Regions from separate parts of the Mus musculus genome. Here region 2 is linked to region 1. The links are chromatin loops, found by intact Hi-C in ENCODE. Cell type or tissue: left cerebral cortex. All regions are shown on one strand. Links, peaks and the distances in the headings refer to the core of each region. The heading gives the core; the rest is flanking DNA.

What was found. Hi-C counts contacts between places; a loop is a spot of excess contacts. Peaks named below come from ENCODE experiments on the same cell type or tissue, not always from the same donor. Only the 100,000 strongest peaks of a DNase experiment are listed, where the experiment ranks them.
Region 2: it touches region 1 in a loop (4-fold over the local background); 14 of 42 quality-filtered maps call a loop at or near these places.

Annotation. Positions count from the first base shown.
Region 1 is chr9:87,737,917-87,746,132 of GRCm38, forward strand. It overlaps Gm36767 (a long non-coding RNA gene), which reads left to right and starts at 1,468. Exons shown (of 3, transcript XR_379684.3): 1 at 1,468-1,941; 2 at 3,268-4,184. In left cerebral cortex, for the core only: a CTCF peak has its summit at 2,953 (motif pointing left); DNase peaks (open chromatin) are centred at 1,536 and 2,932; H3K4me3 peaks cover 328 bases; H3K27ac peaks cover 697 bases.
Region 2 is chr9:88,217,983-88,226,198 of GRCm38, forward strand. No RefSeq gene overlaps it. Among named protein-coding and RNA genes, the nearest start is that of Gm28231, 38 kb to the right of the region's middle. In left cerebral cortex, for the core only: a CTCF peak has its summit at 4,197 (motif pointing left); a DNase peak (open chromatin) is centred at 4,187.

The DNA of each region.
Region 1 (8,216 bases), core at 1,046-6,045:
ATATTTCATAAGCGAGTTATGAGAATGGTTTTGGTTTTAAATGAGTTTAGACAAATATTTACATGTTGAATGTCTTAAAAGTGGAGCGGGTGTTTACAGGTGCTATTGCTGTAGGTCAGCGGCATTAAAACCATGCTTGTATCTCCATAGTAGAAGAGAAATGTTCAGAATGGTCTCTATGTCCAGGCTGGAGATCCAATGACATTTCCTCGCGGGTGAGGGTGAGTGGGTAGGGGGAGACGCAATGAAAAAATAACAACATATGCTTCCTTTCTGGGAAGTTTTATTTGGTTGTATTTTGCATCCTCCTTTGTGATCAGTTGTTGAGTAGCTGCCCGCACTGATTTTCTGTTCTTTTCCAGTCCCTGCTTTGAGGAGGCTTTTGATCACTCCATGCTAAGTGGCGGTAAGAAATTGAGCATTTAATGTTGAGGACTTGCAGATAGAAGGAGAGAGGAGCCCCTGAGGCGCGGAAAAGGCTCTCAGATTCCGGTCCCAAGATCCAGTGCAAGTTGGGAGTAAGGGAATCGCAAGAGAAATTTCTCCTTATCAAAATTTAAGTCGCTTCCGTATGATCCCGCTCAATCATAACTCAGGCCACGCCCTGCCTCTTTGTTTCCGTTTATAATTACAACTCTAAAAAAGGACCTCAATTTAGACCCAGAGTGAGCTTAATTGGGTACTCTGCTGGTTTGCTTTTTAAACTATCATTTATTGCTTGGTATTGATACAAAGCGGACAAAAAGATTTTTTTGAAAGTCTGATTGGGGCATCCTAAAACTCTGGAGACCGATCTTCCAGGAAAAACATTTAAGAATTCAAATTTCCGATGAGGTTCCACACCTGAAATTAAAAATTCAGCCCGGCTTTCTGAAGTCTGAGTTGCTTGGGTCAATATCTGCATTTCCTTTCATTTCTTCATCTCGGTTTCCATTCTTTCTGGTATTGGTGCCTCCCCTCCCTCCCCCCACTCCCACCACTGCTGAAGACATTCTGATTTACAGTTTGACTGAGAGCTGCATTTCTGTTTAGAAGGTGAAATGTCCAAGTCAGTTAGCCAAATTATTCCCCGACGGTTCCAATATTGCGCCAGAGTTCCAGAGTCAGTTATTTTTATGTCCGACTGTATTTCAAATGTGCGGGGTGATAAATAAAACCCGCCTCAAACTTCAAACTATCTCAACCTGATGAGGAACAATGACAAAAATTAACCCAGCCGAAGCGTCGGGTTCTCGTGAGCCTCTGGTTCATAAATCACGGTGCGTGTGGTGCGCCCACTTGCAGCCGCGCCTAGGCGCGCCTAGGCGGTGAGCGCGGCTCGGAAGCCGCGGCCCAAATAGGGATCGGACAGACGGGATGCAGAGTTCAAGTCATCCGTGGAAGGGGCGTGATGCGCGGGGGCCGGGAGGGAAGAAACTCCTGGCCACGCCTAAGCGACCCCTAACTAATTCGCCATTAACAGTTCTCCCAGGTGTTGTGTGTAAAACCGAAAAGGGGCTCGAAAGGGAGAGGAGAGGGAAGTGTTGAAGGAATGCAAGCCGAAGTTCTCCACCCATCCCTCTGCTGGCCTTGTCCCGTGAAAGGCAAATTCTTTTCTGCTCTTTCCAGTAAGCCCTTTTTGCAAAGCCGGGGGAGGCCTTCTGGGGAGCTGAGCTCGGTGCGGCCAATCCCTGAGCTGCCTGCTGGAGCCTCCACTCCTCAAAGCACACTTCCCAATCCAACAGCCAGACTTCCACTTAGCCCGCACCCCTTCTCCCAGAGCTGGAAGCTGACCTCTGGCCTCTGGGTGTTTGACCCGCTGGGACAGAGGGTGGTCCCGCCCCCTGGCCTTGAACCGCGCACCTGTTCGAGAGCCGGGCCCCGGAGCCCGAGAGGACCCCGTGGCTCTTGGAGGCCGCAGGGGGTCGCGGCCATCTCGGCGCCCGGCGTACAGTGTGCTCGGTGGGTATAGGCTTCCTCCTTCTGGGGTCTGTCACTAGCGCCCGTCTGTCCACGGAGCTCCAAAGCCAGCCCTGCGTTACACTTCCGAACGGGTCGGCGCTTCCCTAGCCCAATGGCAAGGGCGCACAGCTAACAGCGCAGGGCAAAACCATCAGGAAGATCTGGATCCGGAGAAGCGCGTCCCTTACGCTAAGAGGTGACGGTGACTTAGTAAACAGAGCCTTGGCTGGCGTGCAGTCAGTTGCGAATTCTAGGTCAACCTCAGTGACCTCGGGAAAGCGGGAAAAGAAACGCAGTGCAGGGGTAAAAGGAGGACTTGTTGAGCCTTTTGCACATTTGAACTAAGAATTCCCTAAAAATGAAAAATTGGTTCAAAATACTGAGTTGAAAACTCAACCTGTAAGAGAAGTGTCCCAGTGGTCGGGCCTGGCGACACGGGCACTGGTGAGCGGGCTGCTCTCTAGTGCTGCATGTCCACAGCTTCATCCGCGGAGGTCTGAGACTAAAACGGAAGAGCTTGGCCCTAGCTAGGCAGCTCCGGACCGGCATAGGCATTTAGTGCCGTTGCCCTCGCCTGCTTCACGCCGCCGCTCGGCCTGACACAAGCAGTAACACCTTGGCCTGTGGGCCTTAGCACAAAGCAAGGAATCCAGAGCGTTTCTGGATGGCGGGAGGGAATGGTGCCCTGTCCTTCGCGTGCTTCACGATTTAGGCAAGTGTTTATGGCAAGACCCAAAGGCATTCCAGCCACAACCCCTGCATCAGGCTGAATAATAATCCCAGCCTGGCTGGCGGGTTGGGCGGTGATGAGACAATATATCCAGGTGGGGGGTAGGGAGGTAAGGAAGTGGTGGCAGAAAGTCTGTCAACTATTCTGCTGGGTGGCTGTTTCCCACCCTCCTTGGCCTGGGGCAGCAGTGGCCTCTTCTCGCTGGAGTCCCCTACTATTCCCATTGCTGGCAGCTCGCGGGCCTGGCCTGAAAGCAGGGTCCGGGCCCAGGGCGCCCTCTGGGGACCGTTGGTGGCATAGCCATAAGCCCGACTGTTAAGGGAGCAGTTTTACCTGGGACTCCCTGCAGACCCAGGCTGTACCTGTGTCCAATTCTGGGTGGCAATCAGAACCCTTCACCTCGCAGCCGCTGCAGCCCTAGGACGCCCCAGAAATCCAAGCCCCGCTGCAAGGGAAGCTCTGTAGATGGATGCCTTTTGTTAGGATGGAGAAGGCCCCTAGTTCTCAGGACAGAGAAGGGCCTGCCCTTTCACTATTCTACCTGACCTCCATTAAGATAATACCCCCATATCTATCCCCCCCCTTTTTTTTTACAGAAATGTAAAAGCCATTGTTGAAATGGAAGCCTCCACATGGGCAGAGGAAGACGGTGGGAAATGAAAAAGGCAACCTGAGGGGGAACCTGGACAAATGTTAACAAGGATTCCTAACCCTGGTGTGAAGGCTAACCTCAGGATTAACTGAGCCTGACCAAGACCCAGTCCCCTCCAGCTGAGGGATCTTTCCCAGTGAAGTTCCCACTTCCCCACACAGTAAGCTGGAGAGAGCCCTTTGCCACACCTTCATTTTCATTTGCAACCCCCCAATGACCTTTTTGGTTTTCCCAGTAGTGAGGTTCTCTATCTCCCCCACCCTTTTTCTTCTTTTTCTATAGTCAGGACTTTATTACTAGGTCAACAGTGAAAAACTGTCTAGGTCCTGCATGATAACAACTAAGACAAGTGTAAAGTGACCTGTCTCCAGGGCGGTAACCTGCAGTTCCTATGGACTCTCCATTGCACAATTATTCCTGATAATATGTATGCTTTTTTTTTTTTAAGAATAAACCATCTCGGGGCAGTTACAGTTGCATTAGTGTATGTTGTGGAAATACGCTCGCATTTAGAGGACTTTATTAGAAACAGCTGGGACGTGAATGTTTCAAACCTGAGTCTCCTTACCCTCAATATCTACTTTCCATTCTGACTTCCCCGAGAGCATCCACATAATGCATGCTCTCTGTGTGTAATACAAGACACTTGTTTAATAAAGCGAACGATTGTCTGTGTCAGGGAGATTGGTCCTCTCTCCCTCTCTCAGCCCATGTGCAGAGCAGATCAAAGACCTAAACTACCTCTGTCTTTCTAAAGACAGCCAGATGGTGTCTTGATTTTTCTTCAGTTTTTTTTTAAAGCAATAGAATTCAAAGCACTAAAGAATCTGCATGGGTACAACAGATGAAAGCTCATCCCAGGTAAATTATTATTTTTTTTTTAATGTCACGCATGCTTTACTTTAGTCTGCTAAGGTTTGGGGATGCTTTGTGAGAGTACTTACAACAAGCATGTAAATGCTGTGTAAAAACTTAAGGCTGCATAAAATTGAAATCAGAATCCAGAGCCAAGATGAGAAGAAAACAAGAGCTCTGGTGTGCATGTGGGACAACACACAGTTTATTAAAGGAGAACTTGAAATTTGCCTCTGAGCTTCCTAGCAGCAAGGGAAAGAAGTAAAAAAGCATGATCCTCATTATACAAGGAAAAGTCGAATCATTTCTCTGTGGTAAGAGGTCCCTGTGTCGTTCCTGAATTGACCAGGATGATGAGGCCAGCAGTAGCAGCAGCAGCAGCAGCAGCAGCAGCAGCAGCAGCAGCGAGGGGGTGTCTTATATTCTGCTCCATTAGGGAATCACCTGCTCCTGTTTCACCCAACAAATTCCTGGGCTGTGGTTTTACTTCACTGCACAGAAGTCAAAGGTGCAGCTCTATAGGGATGCAGTTTATCTAGAGACCTTAGGAACCAGTCTTGAATTCAGCACTGGCTTCTTAGGGTTTAAACAGAATACAGGCTACAAGCCCTGGCAAAGTGCTTAATCTTCCTCCCTCCCTTGCTGCCTCCTTCCCTCCCACCAGATTCTCTTTACAATATGGAGGCATTTTGTTTATAGAAAGGACATTCCAGAGACTGATACCTAAAGACTCTCCAACAGGATCTTCTCTGTAGCCCAGGCTGCCCTCAAACTCAGTTTAGCTTCCCAGCAAGCTTGGACAATCACACCTTGCCTAAGAAACTTCAGAAGCATGGGCTTGTCCCTGCCCTGCCCTTTTGACTGTCCTCAGTGTCCCTCAACTCTGTCACTTGCCAGTTTTCATTCTGGCAGCTTCAGAAGGGCATTTCTATATCTGTGCTCCAGAGAAAATAAGAACAAAATTTGGTCTCCAAGGCTTGTCAGTACAGAGGCTGAAGACCTCTGTGTGGCCTCTGTGTGGCAGCCTGTAGGGTGATCTGGGTCCCCCTGTGCAGTATGGGTTTGAACAGTGGCTAGATACATCTGAGTATTCTGGAAAGTCAGAGTGTCACTCTGGTTTTGCAGGAACATCAGTATTCCCCTAATGATGGGAGACTTGGAGCCTGGGGAAGAAGAAGGGAAAGTTTCCTTTCCCTTGTTCTCGATCACCTGTCTCCTCACCTTGAAATGCTGAGTCAAGAAGCAGGTTGAGTTTTATGAAGACAAGTTCTCCTTGGTACTGGATCCACCCTCTAAGACTGACTGGGAAGGCCCACTCTGCAAGTGTCCTTCCTTCTTTCCTTCTCTCCCTCCCTGTTTCCCTGCCTCCCTCCCACTTCTGTCCTCCCTCCCTGTTTGGATCATATTGGATGCTCACCCTCCTGCTGAAGCTTCCATGTTTAGAATGGGTTACATATCCACCCAGTGCATCTCAGTCTATTTCCCAAGGTTAACTGAGCCCAGATTAAAGGAATGTATGTGCAACTTCCTCTTCAGCTAGAGTGTAAACTCCCTGAGGTCAGAAGCCTGCTGCTGTGTTTGTCTTGATCTTTTGAATATAGAACAGCAGATAATTTGTTTCCACTTGCTCCAGGCGGCTCCAGGCAGCTCCAGGCAGCTCCAGGCAGCTCCAGGTAGCTCCAGGTAGTGGGGTGTGATGGGATAGGCAAGTGAGAAAGGCTTGGAATAAGCAAATGGAGCATAAAGGCATGCTGGCTTTGTCACTGGCTCCAAGATCCCAAGAAATAATCAAACATCTTTAGATGAGGGAATCTCAGCAGCACCAACATTATGTGGTATTAAATTTACCTCCCAGCTGAGAGTAGTCAGGCTTTCTTCTGAGTTCACCTGCATGACATGTTTGCTTGTTTGTTTGTTTGTTTTAAAGATTTATTTATTGTTATATGTAAGTACACTGTAGCTATCTTCAGACACACAAGAAGAGGGCGTCAGATCTCATTACAGATGGTTGTGAGCCACCATGTGGTTGCTGGGATTTGAATTCAGGACCTTCGGAAGAGCAGTCAGTGCTCTTAACCGCTGAGCCATCTCTCCCAGCCCGCGTGGCATGTTTTTTAATTTGACACTTAAAGAATCTTCTATGTTCTCATGATATCTTATAACCCCTTCTTCTTGAGACAGGGATTGATGTAGCTCAGGATGACCTCAAACTCACTTTGTAGCTCAAGCTGGCTTTGAACTCCTGACATTTCAGTCACCACCTTCCACGTGCTGTGATTACTGACATGGGACACCATGCCCAGCTTTTTCTTCCTTTTCAGTTATATAACACTCCCACCCTACATTAACTTTAGGATGGATGATGATTAGAGATAAGCTTGTGAAGCCTGAGACAATGTTAATATCAATTCTCTCCAAAATGCTGACCAATGTTTTCACCATTGAACTCAATACTTTGGTATTTATTTATTAAACATTTAGAATAATATTTTATTACTTCTTTGATAATTTCATATATGCATGCAATGTATTTTGATCATATTCACCCATAAAACCTCTGCTAACTCCTCCAAGATCAAACCCCTACTCCCCACCTCCTCCCAATTTCTTGTTCACTTTTCTTTCCATTTTAATAATCCATCGTGTCTAATCTGTGCTGCCCCTACACTTTTGGATGTGGGCCTATTCCCTCAACTATGGTTGACCTTCCTGAGGGGCATGCCCTTAAAGAATACTAATCTTTCCTCCTTAGTGTGTGTGTGTATCCCCTACTTGATAAATATTGTTCACGAAATAAAAAGTAGTCTTTTAAAACAATGCCAGCTACTTTGATATAAAGAAAGTTCTGCTAACAGTGTGCTATTATCTGGCAAGGCTGCCATCTTGAGAGAGCAGGGATGCAAGTCTCTCGTATTTAGATCTTGCTGTCAAGTAGGGGTTGAATCACCCAGGACAGATAGCTGGCCCATTGCTTAGCTCAGACACAGGTGCAGCTGGAAAGACACAGGCTTGATGGGTGGCAGAGAGTAGAGGCACCATGGAGAACAGTTTCCAGTCGTGAGGATAAGTAACAGGTCCTGAGCTGTGCTGTTCTGGTCTCAGGTGTGCTGGGTAGGCAGCAGTGAGTCTACCAGGTCCTGGAAAGAAGCATTCAAAAAGCCTGTTGTTCTTGTGATATTTTTTTCTAAGCTCCTGCTCTGCCAAGGAAAGGGAAGTTAAAAAGGCCCCTGACACCGTGTGTCTCTGTGTGTCCTCTTTCCTTTTTTTTTTTTAAGATTTATTTATTTATTATATGTAAGTCACTGTAGCTGTCTTCAGACACACCAGAAGAGGGAGTCATATTTCATTAGGGATGGTTGTAAGCCACCATGTGGTTGCTGGGATTTGAACTCAGGACCTTCGGAAGAGCAGTCGGGTGCTCTTACCTGCTGAGCCATCTCACCAGCCCCCTCTTTTCTAATAGAATAATAATAACATTCCAAAGGTTTTTCATGAGTCATGAAACTAACTGCTAAGGTGTATCCAGCAGTTTCTGAATAGCAGCAGCATATCCCAAAACCATTGGGTCAGGTGGCTTTTGGGGCATCTTTCCTTGACTCTGTGATGTAGAGGTTCACTTCTGTACCTGTGTCATCTAGAACTAGAGCTCGAAGTTTTCTGTGAATGAGGACCTGCACTTGGAGAAAGCATCGCTTCTCCATCACCTTCATCCTAAATAGAGTCCTGTGACTCCTATTTAATGTCTACTGATGAGAGGGGAACTTCGAAGTCTGTGTGCCTGCAGAAGAACCAGGAGACATGCATGTATTTTCTTCAGTACAGGAAAGTAAAAGAATCTGATGACTCCTTAGCTTTGTCCTTGCCTTAAACTCAGGAAACTCTAAAGCCAGGATGGCTACAGAACAGGGAAAGTTGAATCTTCTGTTTAACTGAGGGAAGGGGGGGAATGGAGTAACTGTAGTCTAGGGTTCAGGTTTGCTCCTCTGGGGCGATTTCAAGGACAAAGTTCTCTTGGAGGTCAGGGCAAATTATACTCCA
Region 2 (8,216 bases), core at 2,148-7,147, 480 kb after region 1:
AGAGAGAGAATGTTGAATTCAGTACTAAGCAGGGTGGCCCTCACCTATGACCTACCCCATCATCACGTGGGGCCATACAAGCAGCTGCTAAAAGAAAGGGAGAAACAGGAAAGCAACAGTGGCTTCCTATCTCCTTCAAGCACATGGAGAGCAGACAGAACCAGACACACCAGGCTTGTTGCCGTCACATCCCACCCCACAGTTACTTCCTTCTTCACAACGTAGAAATCCCCTCGTTGTGCTATACAACCCATTAAGCAAACTTAGGCTTTCTCTAGGTCAACTTTCTATGTATCAGGTGCTGATGAGGTGGTGGTGGTGGTGGTGGTAGTGGTTGTTATTGTTGTTATTGTTGTACTCTGATGGGGATTTAAGACATTTAAGACTTTTATTAACATTTTAAATATCTTTTGCTCCACTATGCAGGTTGAGTGTGTCCACCCAATTTTATTTTTTCCCACAAGCCTGATTACTTTTGTTGCGTGAAATTCTACGATGCCCTGACTGTGAGGAATGCACGCATTACCCTGTATGAAAACTGCTATCACTTCATTAAACCCTCCTCTTCACCTTTTTTTTTACAAGAGAGAACACTAGGTGTGCTTCTCTTTCAACACCAAAACTCCACATTCTGATCATCTCTTAACCTGTGTCCCCTTTCTTCCTTCCGACACAATGTTAGCCAAGTGCCTGTACCAATCGGCTACAGATGGCTTAATGGCTAAGAGCACTTCCGGCTCTTTCACAGACCAGAGTTCAGTTCCCAGCACCTATTCAGGCAACTCATAACCACTTACAACTCTAGATTCCAGAGATCCCAAGCCCTCTTCTGGCCTCCTCGGGAATACCTTCACATATACATAAATGCATGACAAAAAAATTAAAGCCTTTCCCCAGGACATCATCTTGAGAAAATCACAAAGGAAATCACAAAGTAGGGGAATGACCTGCGGCGCTGGTGTAGAGCGGGAGAGAGGCCAGCTTCCACATGGTGCCTTTGTTATTGTTTAGGGCAAAACTTCATACACACACACTGTATTAGTTAGAGTTTCACTGCTGAAAAAAAGACACCATGACCAAAGCAAGTCTTATAAGAACAACATCTAATTGAGGCTGGCTTACAGGTTCAGAGGTTCAGTCCAATATCATCAAGGTGGGAGCATGGCAGTATCCAAGTAGGAATGGTGCAGGAGGAGCTGAGAGTTCTACATCTTCATCTGGAGGCTGCTAGCAGAATACTGACTTCTGGGCAGCTAGAATGAGGGTCTTAAGCCCACACCCACAGTGACACACCTACTCCAGCAAGGCCACACCTCCTAAAAATGTCACTTACTGGGCCACGCATATACGAACCATCACGCACACACACACACCAACAGAAGCTCTCAAGAGCTGTGCTTAAGGTCAGAATAAAGAAACAATGGATTTCAAGAAATAGAATCTAGGACGGAAATCCTAGATTGGCAATCTGAACAACAAAGGCAATTTTCCTATGGTGGAGAATAGCCATTAAGTTTACTTTGCCTGAAGTTGGCAGCAAAGAAGGAATTAGAAAGACTGGCTTGCAACTGCAACCCTCCCTCCTCCCTCTAAACATAGTGTTCCTGCTTGGCATGTTCATGGTCCTGTAAGACCATGACCTTGCTGTATTTCACACCCACCCTGGCTTCTCGTCAGAACAGGGTCGGTGTTTGTTTGGAACTGGAGTGTAATGGTGAATGACACAAGGGTGTGTTTTGCTTGGAAGAAACATTCCACCTCTCTTCTCTGCGTAAACTCACATCTTGGGAGCAACTACATTGCAAAGCCTTCAAAGGGAGCTAGCTGCTCCCCACCTTGGGTGCTTCAAACAGTCTATCAACTGCAAGATCCTCCTGTTTCAAGCAAAACGTGTCTACAAGGGGAGCATGGAGGGGAGGCTCTGTAAGACTTGGATTTCGGGTTTGTTGGGGGGCTGGTTGGTATTTCTTGTGGGATGAATTTTAAGTGCTAACAGAAAATAAACTAAGTTGGTGGAACTGGGGGTGGAGGTTAAATGAATGAATTACAGTAATTACATTTGTAAGATTCTGAACTGATAAATTTTCTCCTTTGTTCTGAGTGTTTAAGCGAGACTCAAAGTAACTATTTCTCTACCCCAGCCTCTTCTCATTATAGACATGCATGAAACTGTCAAAGAATAAAAATAAGTAAATAAAAAAGTTTCTAGATGAAGGAAGAAAGTATAGCCTAGGTGGAGAGGCTAAGTACTACTGGCTTCTGAACCAGAAACATAGTAAGATAGAGCCTGGAGCACAGAACAGACATTTGGAAGCCGGCAGGAGGCAAGGATACAGAGCATGAAGCTTCCCGTTAGACCCCTGTTTTATTTCATCTACAGCCACATGTGTCTGCCTAATCTTGACCACAAAATCAGAATGCTGCAAAGACTTTGAGGGTTCATCAAATCCACACCCAAGCCTATGGGAAGACCTCCCACCAACCCTCCAGTCACCCTGTTTCTAAAGACCTCCACGAAGTCTCACAGTGTTCAAAAGCCAGCTCTCCTGCCAGCACTCCACTTGGCCTGTTGAATTTGCATTGGCCCAACCCCCTTTAATGAGTCCCACCAGCTCCTCAACAGCCCCAGTCCCCCTGCTCTAAATAACCCAACATCTGCCTGCAAGTGATGTTTGTAGTCTTGCCTGGTCCTGGACACCAAACCAGCAGGGACCTGTTCTCATCTGGGCCAAGCCTGAAAAACAGGTGCAAGACTCGGGCAACTGAGGCCCCTCCGTCAGCCCAGAGCGAACACTTTCAGCTCTGCAGCTTCTAAGACACTGGCAGGAGAGAAGATGAATCCTAGACACTCAGGAGCTTTGACGCATTTTCTTCTTTGCAAGGAAAAAAAAGAAAGAAAGAAACAGTGCATAGCTTAGGGACGCCATATGTGGAATCTAATATGGAAGCCCTCCCTCTTCCTTTCAGCAGTGAATTGATAATTAGTTACTGCAAATCGAACATGTCTCAAAGTTTGCAGGGCCAACTTCCAACAACATGTACACTCCACCAACACAAAATAGCAGGGGAGTGGACTTTTTCCCTCCAGGAATGTGACAGACTTTGAGATGACAGCCCCAGGGACACAGAAACAGTTCCTAAGAGTGATGCTTTCCAGGAAACGCTTGTGGTCAGAAACCATGGTTTCACGTGTGGAGCACTCAGTAGGCATGACCATGGTACCCCTGCTGCCTCACTCCAGGCTCCTCCTCAGAGCGGCTCCTTTTCATCTCCAAGGTGATTTCAGTGCGTTCACCAGTCGAAAGGCAAAAAGACATTCAAAGAGAGTCGTCAGCAGCTGCCCCCAGAAGCTGGTCCTCTCAGAAGAACTAGAAACTCAGCCCCTGCGCCCTTCAGCAAATGGACCGCTAGAAATTGGACCACCGTCCCACTGCGAAGGGCAGAGTCCTCGCATATCCCATTATTTCATTCCAGCAACTCAAGCAGAGAAGCATCGCACCACGGAGGTGACTGGCATGATATTTACCTCAGTGATCGTGACTCGGCCCTGAGTGGGACCAGAGTCACAGGGGGGGAAATAGGGAGGTCATTGCAGCAAAACTCTCCTCAGGTGGTGCTGAGGTTCAGCAAATCCAAGACAGCATCGTAGAACCAACAATAGCGCTACAGGAAAAGTACTCGCTACCCTCAGCAGTCGGCTGGCTGTGAGCTCTCTAAGGTCTCATTCGAACTGCAAACTTTGCCGTTCAACAACAGAAACATTATCAAAGATCCCCTCACTCGTTTATCATAAGCATCCTTCAGGTCTTTGTGCATCTCCACTGACTGAGAAATCCCAGCCAGATGTCAATGACCTCTAAATACGGAGATGACCCTGAGGTGCTGTGTGAATTTGCATCACATTAAATCAATATGTCAAATGTCTGGACGTGCTTTATTTTCCAAGGCCATTCTCCCAAACCAAGCGGAGACTACTCCCCATCCCACCCCTGGGCTAAACAGATTGCTAAAGCAAACTAGCTTCATGTGACTTTTTAAGAAAGCGTGTAAATCACACTATCATAAACCTTTCTCTTTTCAGGTTTGAGGCTGAGCGTCATTAACATCCAGCTTGATATCTTTGGTTCCACAATCCAGATGCCAGTGTCTTCAGGGGGAAAAAAAAGGAAACTTCTTAGGAAGGGTCGTAGCGCCCCCTGCTGGCTCAATTTACAGGCTGCAGTTTTTACAAGGTGGAAATTTGGGCATGAAGCCTTTTGATGCTGAAATCCCCTGTAGTTAAAAAGGGAAATGAGATTTTGAATGTGACGTTCTTCATTTCCTCAGCAACACACACTGCAGCAAAGAGAGTCTCCAATGTCTTCCATTATTATTCCTAGCATTTAATACAGCCAGCCATATTAGAATTGGCGACACCCCCATGGCATTATTCCCCACCACTATGTGAGGCAAAACCAAGGGAATAAAAGGGGGAGGGAGGTCAACTCTTTTCACCCTTTCTAATTCTCCTACTCATAGACGATATACCAGCACCGTGGGCATTCTTTTAGATGATCCCTCGGTAACCACAGTAGGACAAGACAGCCACCTGGGATGGCAAGCCCCCTATTACACACCAGTTGGTAAGCTGTTCTGAAGTCTAAGAGTCGAGAAGAAATCCCAAACCCATCAAGATATACTATACAGAATATAAATATTGACAAAAAAAAAAAAACAGGCATCCAGCTCAACCACCCTGACCACTTTCTACTACAAGGATCTCTCTGAGTCCCTCTGGACGGCAGGGAATGTTATTCAACCAAAACTTTACTGTGTTCAACAAGTGTTTAGTTAGCACTTAGGTTGTTTGGAATCATGTAGACATCAAAGATGGTGTGAAGAAAAAAAACAATACTTTGGACATAATTTATTGTCTAAAGGAGAATATAGACAACATACAAATAAGTCTACAACGATGTATTACAAACTACAGCAAAGGTCACGAAGGACAAGCACACAGTGCCATGGGAGATATCGCATCCGGGAAAATGTAACGTTTTCCTGGGGAAGTGATGTTAGAGCTGACACTAAAGCTCTGATCACAGTCATCAGCCCTCAAAAGCCAGGGAAAGAAGTTCTCCAGCAGGGCCATGAAGGTGACGGGCAACTGTCAGTCAGAGGGGCTCCATCACCAGGTGTGAGCTCGCTTGGTACACGTGTCTTTATGACTTTTTTTTTTAATTGACTGCAAAATAATTACAAAGCTACATAAATGGTTTCCAGGAGCTAACCAAATTCCAACACCAAAATGAGCTGCCTGCTTCTGTGGAAGACGTAAGAAAGCAGCAGCAGGGATAGATCACAGGACATTCACAAGGACGCTCACAAGGACATTCACAAGGCAGAGGTTTGACTTCATCCACCTGCTGGGATTACAGATCCACTGAGTTCTTGACTTCCTCCTTGAATGCTTTTAAAACATCATGCCATGTATGAAGCCAGCACTGGGGTTGTATGTTATACGGACACCCTCTCCTTACCACTCTTACCTTCCTCAGCATCAACACTCCTGTGGCTGACAGTGACCCCCCATACCAAAATCTCTGGAATTTTATCCTGATCTACTTTGACAATGCCTCAGAAAGATGATCTGCACTTAGACAAACATCACACTCTCTCTCATCTGCAGGAACTATATATATATATATATATATATATATATATATATATATATATATATATATATATATATATATATATTGTGTGTGTGTATGTGTATATATATGTGTGTATATATATGCGTGTCTGTGTGTATATGTATATATGTGTGTGTATGTGAGTGTGTGTGTGTAAATAAAAGTAGATAGGAGCTATGAGAGGAAGAAGCAACCTAAAGAAAGAGGGTAAAAGAAAAGTGAGGATGGTTGTGGCAAGAAACACAAAATATTATCTTTTCTTTTATATGTAGAGTTAAAATTCATATATGAAATATAGAGCATTTATTAGTGACCTGAAGGCAGAAAGGGAGCCATTGTGAGGAAGGTGGGAGCTGGTGGGAGGGGGAGGAATAGCAGCGCCTTGGAAAGGGATGGATCTAAGTAGGATACAATGATAAATATGTGTGAAATTTGTACACTAAAAATATTAACAAAAGTGGTTTGCATGATATTTTCATTTACTTCTTATGTTTAAACAGTGTTTCGATCTTACTGTTAATAAAGTTCCCAGGTTTTATCACATAGTGATTTATTTAAGTCCCAAAGTAATCATTTGAGATAGTTACAAGCATTAACTCGTTGTTACAAATTAAGCAATTGAGGCACCAAAAAGATAAGAAACTTTCCTGAGGAAATTCAACCTATATGTGGCTAAATACAGTGTGTGTGTCTCTGTGTGTGTGTGTGTGTGTGTGTGTGTGTGTGTGTGTGTGTGTGTCTGTGTCTGTGTCTGTGTCTGTGTGTCTGTGTCTGTGTGTGTGTCTGTGTGTGTGTCTGTGTGTGTGTGTCTGTGTGTCTGTGTGTGTATGTGTGTCTGTGTGTGTCTGTGTGTCTGTGTGTGTGTCTGTGTGTGTGTGTCTGTGTGTGTCTGTGTGTGTGTCTATGTGTGTGTCTGTGTGTGTGTCTGTGTGTGTGTCTGTGTGTGTGTGTCTGTGTGTCTGTGTGTGTGTCTGTGTGTGTGTGTCTATGTGTGTCTGTGTGTGTGTCTGTGTGTGTGTCTATGTGTGTGTCTGTGTGTGTGTGTCTGTGTGTGTGTGTGTGTGTCTGTGTGTGTGTCTATGTGTGTGTCTTTGTCTGTGTGTGTCTGTGTGTCCAGGCAGAAGCCATGCTGGAAGATTCCCCCATCATTCACACATCCTCCTCTTAGCACAATTAAAGGTTCATCCAGAGCCGCCTTCTAGGTAATTTCATGATCTATGTCAGATGAGTAGAATCCCATTAATTAAACACCCAACTATTCATCTCCAATCCTGCTCACCCAACTCCTCTGGGCTTCCTGCCCAGAATCGTCACTTCTTCCTAAGTGTTGTGCACCCCACAATCCTAAAAGATTTCTAGGATCTAGGGCCCTCTTTCCCATCTATCCTCCCCACCACGTAACTATAGAAACGTTTGTCACCTCCATTGTCCCCCTACTGCCTAGCAGGTGAAGTAAGTCCTTGGTGGACTGGTTCTGATCTCCCTTTGTAGTCTTATTTCTGAAAGCTGCACCCTATCCCTCAACTCACCCCAGGCTTCAACTTGCTCCTTCCACAACTCTTGCTCACCTGCCTTCCCTTTGGGGGCTTGTCTTAGTTAAGGTGTCTATTGCTGTGAAGAGACATCATGACCATGGCAACTCTTATAAAGGAAAACATTTCATTGGAGCTGTCTTTTACAGTTCAGAGGTTTAGCCCATTATCATCATGGTGGGAAGCATGGCGGCACGCAGGCAGACGTGGCGCTGGAGAGGAGCTAAGAGCTCTACATCTGGATTGGCACACAGCAGGAGGAGCAAGCCACTGTGCCTGGCTTGAGCTTCTGGAACCTCAAAGCCCACCCCCAGTGACACACTTCCTTCACAGGTCCTAATTCTTACTCCCCTTCCCTATGAGCCGATGGGACCATTTTCATTCAAACCATCACAGAGCTCATAATCTAGTGCACCCATGGAATCTACCTGCTTGCTGTTGCTCGGACAGTGCCTTCCACCATCCAGGGCTCAGTTCAGCCAGCCCCTTCCTGCCAGGTCTCCCCTGCCATAGCCCATCCTCTCCCTCCTCATGGTCTGGTCTTCCTGTTTGCAGCTCTAAACCTAATACCAAAGTGTCGGTGCTGGCATGAGCAGTATGCAGTACTAAAGACTTAGTGGAAAGCCAAAGTACCCAATAATCACAATAAGTAATATTTTCCTGTGAGAATATATATATATGTGTGTGTGTGTGTGTGTGTGTGTGTGTGTGTGTGTGTGTGTGTGTGTACATAGTATATAAAATTCATTTTATAGTACATATATATGTATACTATCTATAGTATTATTCTTCCAACAGTTTTAAGTGTTCAGTGCAGTCCCATTGGCTACCCACAATTTTATGCAATCATCACCATGATCTTTTTCCAGAACTTTTCATCAGCCTAAATAAAAGCTCTGCCTATTAAACAGGAAGTCACCAGCCCTCACTCTCCAGCCTTTGAAAACCACTTTTCTGCTCCGAGCCTCTGGGTCTGTCTATTCTGCACCCTCCATATATATAAAAATCA